Regions from separate parts of the Homo sapiens genome. Here region 2 is linked to region 1. A link is an interaction called in ENCODE POLR2A ChIA-PET data of the cell type or tissue named here. Cell type or tissue: OCI-LY7. All regions are shown on one strand. Each heading gives the region's core, and the rest is flanking DNA. Links, peaks and the distances in the headings are about the cores only.

The links. ChIA-PET counts read pairs that join two places held together with the same protein. Peaks named below come from ENCODE experiments on the same cell type or tissue, not always from the same donor. Only the 100,000 strongest peaks of a DNase experiment are listed, where the experiment ranks them.
Region 2: POLR2A ChIA-PET joins it to region 1 with 5 read pairs; 3 of 35 experiments call an interaction of 5 or more read pairs at or near these places.

The regions. Positions count from the first base shown.
Region 1 is chr12:31,407,163-31,410,751 of GRCh38, reverse strand. It overlaps DENND5B (DENN domain containing 5B), which reads left to right. Exons shown (of 21, transcript NM_144973.4): 14 at 1,368-1,489. Among named protein-coding and RNA genes, the nearest start is that of LINC02387, 40 kb to the right of the region's middle. In OCI-LY7, for the core only: no CTCF peak of the experiment used is centred there; no DNase peak of the experiment used is centred there; H3K27ac peaks cover 422 bases.
Region 2 is chr12:31,616,789-31,620,377 of GRCh38, reverse strand. No RefSeq gene overlaps it. Among named protein-coding and RNA genes, the nearest start is that of DENND5B, 27 kb to the right of the region's middle. In OCI-LY7, for the core only: no CTCF peak of the experiment used is centred there; no DNase peak of the experiment used is centred there.

The DNA of each region.
Region 1 (3,589 bases), core at 515-3,014:
TTTAACTTTCCTGTATCTCTCTTTTCCCCATCTGTAAAATGACACTAGGCTGGGTGTGGTGGCTCACTCCTGTAATCCCAGCACTTTGAGAGGCCAAAGTGGGAGGATTGCTTGAGCCTGGGAGTTCAAGACCAGCCTGGGCAATATAGTGAGACCCCATCTCTACTAAAAATAAAAAATTAGTTGAGTGTGGTAGCGTGCACCTGTGGTCCCAGCAGCTTGGGAGGCTGAGGTGGGAGGCACACTCAAGCCCAGGAGGTCAAGGCTGCAGCGAGCTGTTACTGCATCGCTGCACTCCAGCAACCTGGGTTATAGAACGAGACCTCATCTCAAGAAAAATAAATAAATAAATAAATAATAAAAAGGCACTAATAGACTTACCTCATAGAGTGAGAATTAAATGTATTAATACCTATAAAACACTTGGGAAAGTGCTTAAATGTAAGTGTTTAATGAAATCTTTGCCCCATTTCATCTGTTTCTTTAGGACTGAATCCTAAAAGTAAAATTGATGAGTCAAGGGGTATGATTGGTTTAAAGTAATTGTTACCTGAATTGCTTTCCTGAAATTTTCAGTCTCACCAACTGTGAGAATGGCATTCATTTCTTCCTTGTCAACACTGGTCATCACTTTTAAGTCTTTATTAGTTTGATAGATAAAATAGATGCATTTTTTCCTTAATTATTAGGTTAAAAGTGTTTTATTAACTGTTTATATATCCATTTTTATGAATTGAAATAGAATGAATCTATTTTTTCAAGATTAAAGGTGTTTGTCTAAGAGGAGCTATTTATTTTTAGTCAAGGCTTAATGAGGGCCAGCCCCAGTGGCTCATGCCTATAATCCCAACATTTTGGGAGACTGAGGCAGGAGGATTTCTTGAGTCCAAGAGTTCAAGACCAGCCTGGGCAATATAGCGAGACCCCATCCTGGAAAAAAGACATAATGGGAAAGAAACAAAAGAAAAAAAATGGCCGGGCATGGTGGCTCATGCCTGTAATCCCAGCACTTTGGGAGGCCGAGGCAGATGGATCACCTGAGGTCAGGAGTTGGAGACCAGCCTGGCCAACATGGTGAAACCCCATCCCTACTAAAAATACAAAAATTAGCCTGGCGTGGTGGCACATGCCTGTAATCCCAGCTACTCATGAGGCTGAGGCAGGAGAATCACTTGAACCCAGGAGGCAGAGTTTGCAGTGAGCTGAGATTGCACCATTGCACTCCAGCCTGGGCAACAAGAGAGAAACTCTGTTTAAAAAAAAAAAAAAAAAAAAAAGACATAATGAAAAGTACATGATACTACTGTCTTGGTTTTTTTTTTTTTTCTTTGATACTACTGTCTTGTGCTTGTCTTACCCTTTCCTAGGAAGCTTTATAAGCGATATGCTTTTCTACGTTGCGAAGAAGAAAGAGAGCAGTTTCTTTACCACCTTCTTTCTCTCAATGCTGTGGACTATTTCTGCTTCACCAGTGTGTTCACCACTATCAGTAAGTCTAGAGAATTGACCGTTAAGGGTTACTGAGGTGACCAATGCAATAAAAGCATTTATATTTTTTAAAGCAAGATATGCCATAGTACATGTGACATTGTGACATACGCCCAGGTCTCTGTTTAGGAGTAAAGGATATTCCCCAAATGCTAAGAGTGCTACAGGAAACCCTTGGCTGTCAGGCTTTAGAGAACGCCTTACTGAAGAAAAGTACCTCACTGGAGATGATACCTTCTGTCAGTTCCAGCCAGCATCCCATGACTGAACAAAGGGCTGTCCCGGAGCTCACCATGGGGGTTAGATAGATGAGGATTTCATTGAGACTGCATCGAAGCTTAACATCTTGCTTAACCAATCCTGCTTTCCTTCTCACATGTTGGTCCCAGGAGCAGCATTGTCCATGCTAATTTCTGACTCAGAGATTTCTTCCCAAGAAACCCAGTCTTTGATAGGAAATGTTACCTACAATAGATGAGAAAAGGAATGTTTTATTAAGTAAATATTTCAATATCTTAACGAAAACACATAAAATCAAAGTATCTGTGTGTTAATAATAAACTTATGCAATTGGACATCATTCAACTTTGGAAGGAAATGCTGATTGGAGAATTTTTTTTTTTTTTTTTTTTTTTTTTTGATAGAGTCTCACTCCATCACCCAGGCTGGAGTGCAGTGGCACGATCTCAGCTCACCGCAGCCTCCACCTCCTGGGTTCAAGGAATTCTTGTGCCTCAGCCTCCTGAGTAGCTGGAATTACAGGCACGCCCCACCACACCCGGCTAATTTTTGTATTTTTAGTAGAGATGGGGTTTCACCATGTTGGCCAGGCTGGTCTCGAACTCCTGACCTCAAGTGACCCACCTGCCTCAGCCTCCCAAAGTGCTGGGATTACAGGCATGAGCCACCACGCTGGACCTGGAGATTTTGTTGTTTTTGTTGTTGTTATTGTTTTTGGTTTTTTTGAGATGGTGTCTGGCTCTGTCACCTAGGCTGGAGTGCAGTGGTGGAATCTCAGCTCACTGCAACCTCCGTCCCCTGGGATCAAGCGATTCTCCTGCCTTAGCCTCCCAAATCACACATCTGTATATAGGCATATGTCACCATGCCCGGCTAATTTTTGTGTTTTTAGTGGAGACAGGGTTTCACCATGTTGGCCAGGCTGGTCTCAAACTCCTGACCTCAGGTGATCCATCCGCCTCAACCTCCCAATGTGCTAGGATTACAGGTGTGAGCCACTGAGCCTGTCCAAGAGATGTATTTTTTATAGAAAGCCGAATGATAGCATTTATTCTTTCCTTCATTGCTAATTCTTATTTGCAGTGGGTCCTCTTCCTTACTTTGGAGAATTTTTACTTGTATCAATTAGGAATTGCATTTAGCTGCAAGTATCAGAAACTTGAAAACCAGTGGTTTACAGCATAGTAATTTCACTTACATAATAAAGGTCTCAAAGTAGGCAGTGGGCAGTGCTGTCACGGACCCAGGCTCATTGTCTTTTTCCTGTTAGACATGCTCTGTGTGTGCTAGTTACCTCATGGTTTCAACATGGCTGTTCTCAGCATACCTTCCAGCAGGAAGGAGAGAGTGCCAAGGAGGGGCAGGATCTGTGCTAGAAAGACATAATTTTCCAAAAAATCTCAATAAATATCACTAACATTTCACTGGCCAGAATTGTGTAGGTTTTGGCTTTCCAGTCTCTGGTAACGGAAGACAAAGGAAAAGGGAATTGGAATGGGGATTAGGCCATCCTGTAATGCCTGTCAAGTTACTATTCGTTGATTAGGTTACTGCAGGTGTAAGAAACTAAAAAGTTATATACAGTTTTAAAATTGGGCCGGGCGCGGTGGCTCAAGCCTGTAATCCCAGCGCTTTGGGAGGCCAAGGCAGTTGGATCACAAGGGCAGGGGTTAGAGACCAGCCTGACCAACATGGTGAAACCCCGTCTCTACTAAAAATACAAAAATTAGCTGGGTGTGGTGGTGGGCGCCTGTAATCCCAGCTACTCAGGAGGCTGAGGTAGGAGAATTGCTTGAACCCGGGAGGCGGAGGTTGCAGTCAGCCGAGATTGCGCCACTGCACTCCAGCCTGGGCGACAGAG
Region 2 (3,589 bases), core at 352-2,851, 210 kb before region 1:
CTTAAGAAAGTCTGATTAAATAATTGCAAAAACAATTTTTTTTTTTTGAGGCAAAGTCTTGCTTTGTTGCCCAGGCTGGAGTGAAGTGGCATGATCTCGGCTCACTACAACCTCCGCCTCCCAGGTTCAAGCGATTCTCCTGCCTCAGACTCCTGAGTAGCTGGGATTACAGGCATCTGCCACCATGCCTGGCTACAGAAATGTTTTTTTAAAAAAAGAACATATCATGAGTTGGCATAGCCACTAATTATGTTAACATAGTTAATAACTGGGGAAAACCTGAATGAGGGAAGTGTTTAGATTACATCTTGGTAAATTATTTTGATTTGGTTCAATTGCCTTTTGGGAAGTTAAAAAAAGGGAAGGGGCTATCTACTGGTTGCCAAAAAAATTACTGATATTCTTAGACTTGTCAAAAGACAAAGTTACAACAAGTTTAGTTTAAATATCTCAGTTGGGCTGGGTGCGGTGGCTCATGCCTGTAATCCCAGCACTTTGGGAGGCTGAGGCGGGTAAATCACTTGAGGTTAGGAGTTCAATACCAGCCTGGCCAACATGGTGAAATCCTGTCTCTACTAAAAATACAAAAATTAGCCGGGCATGGTGGTGTGCACCTGTAGTTCTAGCTACTTGGCAGGCTGAGGTGGAAGAATCCCTTGAACCCAGGAGTTGGAGGTTGCAGTGAGCTGAGATCTCACCACTACACTATAGCCTGGGCAACAGAGTGTGACTCTGCCAAAAAAAAAAAAAAAAAAAAAATCTCAATTGGCTTTATTTGCAATTCTAGAAACAGGTAACACTTTGTTCCACAAAACAGAATCATGAGCTGAGCAGAAGGCATTGGCTTCACAGAGCAAGAAGGAATGAAGAAAGAAGCAGGCTGGGTGCAGTGGCTCACACCTGTAATCCCAGCACTTTAGGAGGCCCAGAAGGGTGGATCACTTGAGGTCACGAGTTCAAGATCAGCCTGGGCAACATGCTGAAACTCCATCTCTACTAAAAAATACAAAAATTAGCCGGGTGTGGTGGCCCATGCCTGTAATCCCAGCTACCCGGGAAGCTGAGGTGGGAGGATCATGGTGGACCAGCCCATGAGGTGGAGGTTGCAGTGAACTGAGATGGCACCACTGTACTCCTGCCTGGACGACAGAGCGAGCCTCTGTCTCAGGAAAAAAAAAAAAAAAAGAAGAAGCAAAGATTATGTCCATTGTTTCAAAGTGACTTTTCTTGTAAGATGAGACAAGGAGATAGAACAACAGAAAAATAACTGATTAGTTAACATCAGGCTTCTTGGGGCTACTTTTTCTGTGTGTGAAAGGATTAAAGCAGAGGGAAACTCATTATCGTGACTCTTGAAGATTAAGTGACCTGTTTGGGAATTTGGCTATCTCTCTCTCCTGCTTTCTCTTGAGACAGGAATAATACAGGGTGGTTGCAAGAGAACAGAAAATTCCAGGCAGCAGTTTCACATGCCTAGCAAAATGAAACTGTTGAAATAGCTCCATAAACTGGGGACTGATAAGACCATGAAAAACAGGATGTGGGCCAAGCTGGCTAAAACCAACTGGACCCAACAGAGAGCAGGATTTGACCTAGGTTTCTCCTAGGACCTCATTATTCACCCATTAATAAACAAATCGCACACCCACCTACACTGTGACAAGAACACTGTATTTGGTGTTAAAATGGGCAGCATCACAGTTCTGAGAAATCTTCACCTTTTTCCAGGAATCTTCATGAATAGTCCACCCCTTGGGTAAAGAAACCCATATAAGAAACCCCAAGCCCCTTTGTGCAGCTCTCTCATGAGTATGCCCATGCTCCCCTTTCTTGAGTGTGTATTTTTACTTTGCAATAAATCTCCGTACTTTCACGATTTTCTGACTCATCCTTGAATTCCTTCTCATCATGGTATCAAGAACCTGCACACTGGCCTGGGTCAGGGTTTCATCAGTGTTTGGGAACTTCCCCCAGCCCACTGGTCTCACTCTGAAGATCAGATAACAACTTATTGAAGTTTGGTGACAGAACTTTAGCATGGGTGACTCCATTTTGATTTTTGGTTTTGTCTGTTGGAGCATAGTACAGAAACTTAATCCAAAAAAACAACCTCCTATACTTTTTATTCAACAGAATCAACATTTCAGGTTTCTTTTTTAACCTGAAATTGGTGTTTCATTTAATAAATGCTTACCTAGTAGTTACTCGGTGGCATTATCCTGTACTTTACAGACATTAACTAATTTAGTTATCAATAACCCATTGAGTAGAAAAAACAGTTTTTCCTCTGCTCTCACACCAGTCTCACAGAAGACTTCTGTGACCAAATGTGTGGGAGTTTCTCTCCACCAGCAAGAAATAAAAAAAATTAGGGGGAAGGGCAAGGGGGTGCACCTATGGTCCCAGCTAGGGATGCTGAGGTGGGATTACCTCTTGAGCCTGAGAGGTTGATAGGCTGCAGTAAGCCTTGATCATGCCACTGCACTCCAGCCTGGGTGACAGAGCAAGACCCTGTCTAAGAAAAATTCTGCAATGGACACTAGCTGGGTGGTGGTGGTGGCAGCAGGGGGTGGGGGGGGCAGGTCCTCTAATTCAATCCGATTCTCATACTATCTACTTGGGTAGTGTCAGATGCCATAGGTTGAGGACTCAGTCCCACTTCCAATGCAATTGCAAGCCCCAGGTTGTTTTGTCTGTGCTTCTGACCTACCAACTATAAATCACGGTTCCATGACCCCCTTCTTGGGGGATTTATTTGCTAGAGCTGCTCACAGAGCTCAGGGAAATACATATCTACATTTATCAGTTCATTATAAAGAATATTATTGGCAGGTGCCTGTGATCCCAGTTACTCAGGAGGCTGAGACAGGAGAAACGCTTGAACAGGGAGGCAGAGGTTGCAGTGAGCCAAGATTGTGCCATTGCACTCCAGCCTGGATGACAGAGTGAGGCTCTGTATAAAATAAAATAAAGTAAAGTAAAAAGGCTGGGCACGGTGGCTCACGTCTGTAAACCCAGAACTTTGAGAGGCCAAGGTGGGCGGATCATGAGGTCAAGAGATCAAGACCATCCTGGCCAACATGGTGAAACCCCATCTCTACAAAAAATACAAAAATTAGCTGGGCATGGTGGCACGTGCCTGTAGTCCCAGTTACTCAGGAGGCTGAGGCAGGAGAACCGTTTGAACCAGGGAGCTGGAGGTTGCAGTGAGCCAAGATCGCGCCACTGCGCTCCAGCTTGGTGATAGAGCAAGACTCCGTCTCAAAAATATATATATATTGTAAAGGATACTTGAAAGGATGCATAGGGCAAGGTATGGGAAGGGGCATAGAGCTTCCATGCCCTATGTGGGGTGAGAGGCACCCTCCAGGAACCTCCATGTGTTCAGCTATCCAGAAGCTCCCCCAGCCAGACCTTTGGGGTTTTTATGGAGGCTTCATTATGTAGGCATGATTGATTAAATCACTGGCCGTCAGGATTAACTTAACCTTCAGCCCCTTCCCCTTCCCAGAAGTTGGATAGGGCTGAAAATCATAACTCTCTGATTTTGTCTTGGTCTTTCACGTGCCCAACCTCCATCCTGAAGCCA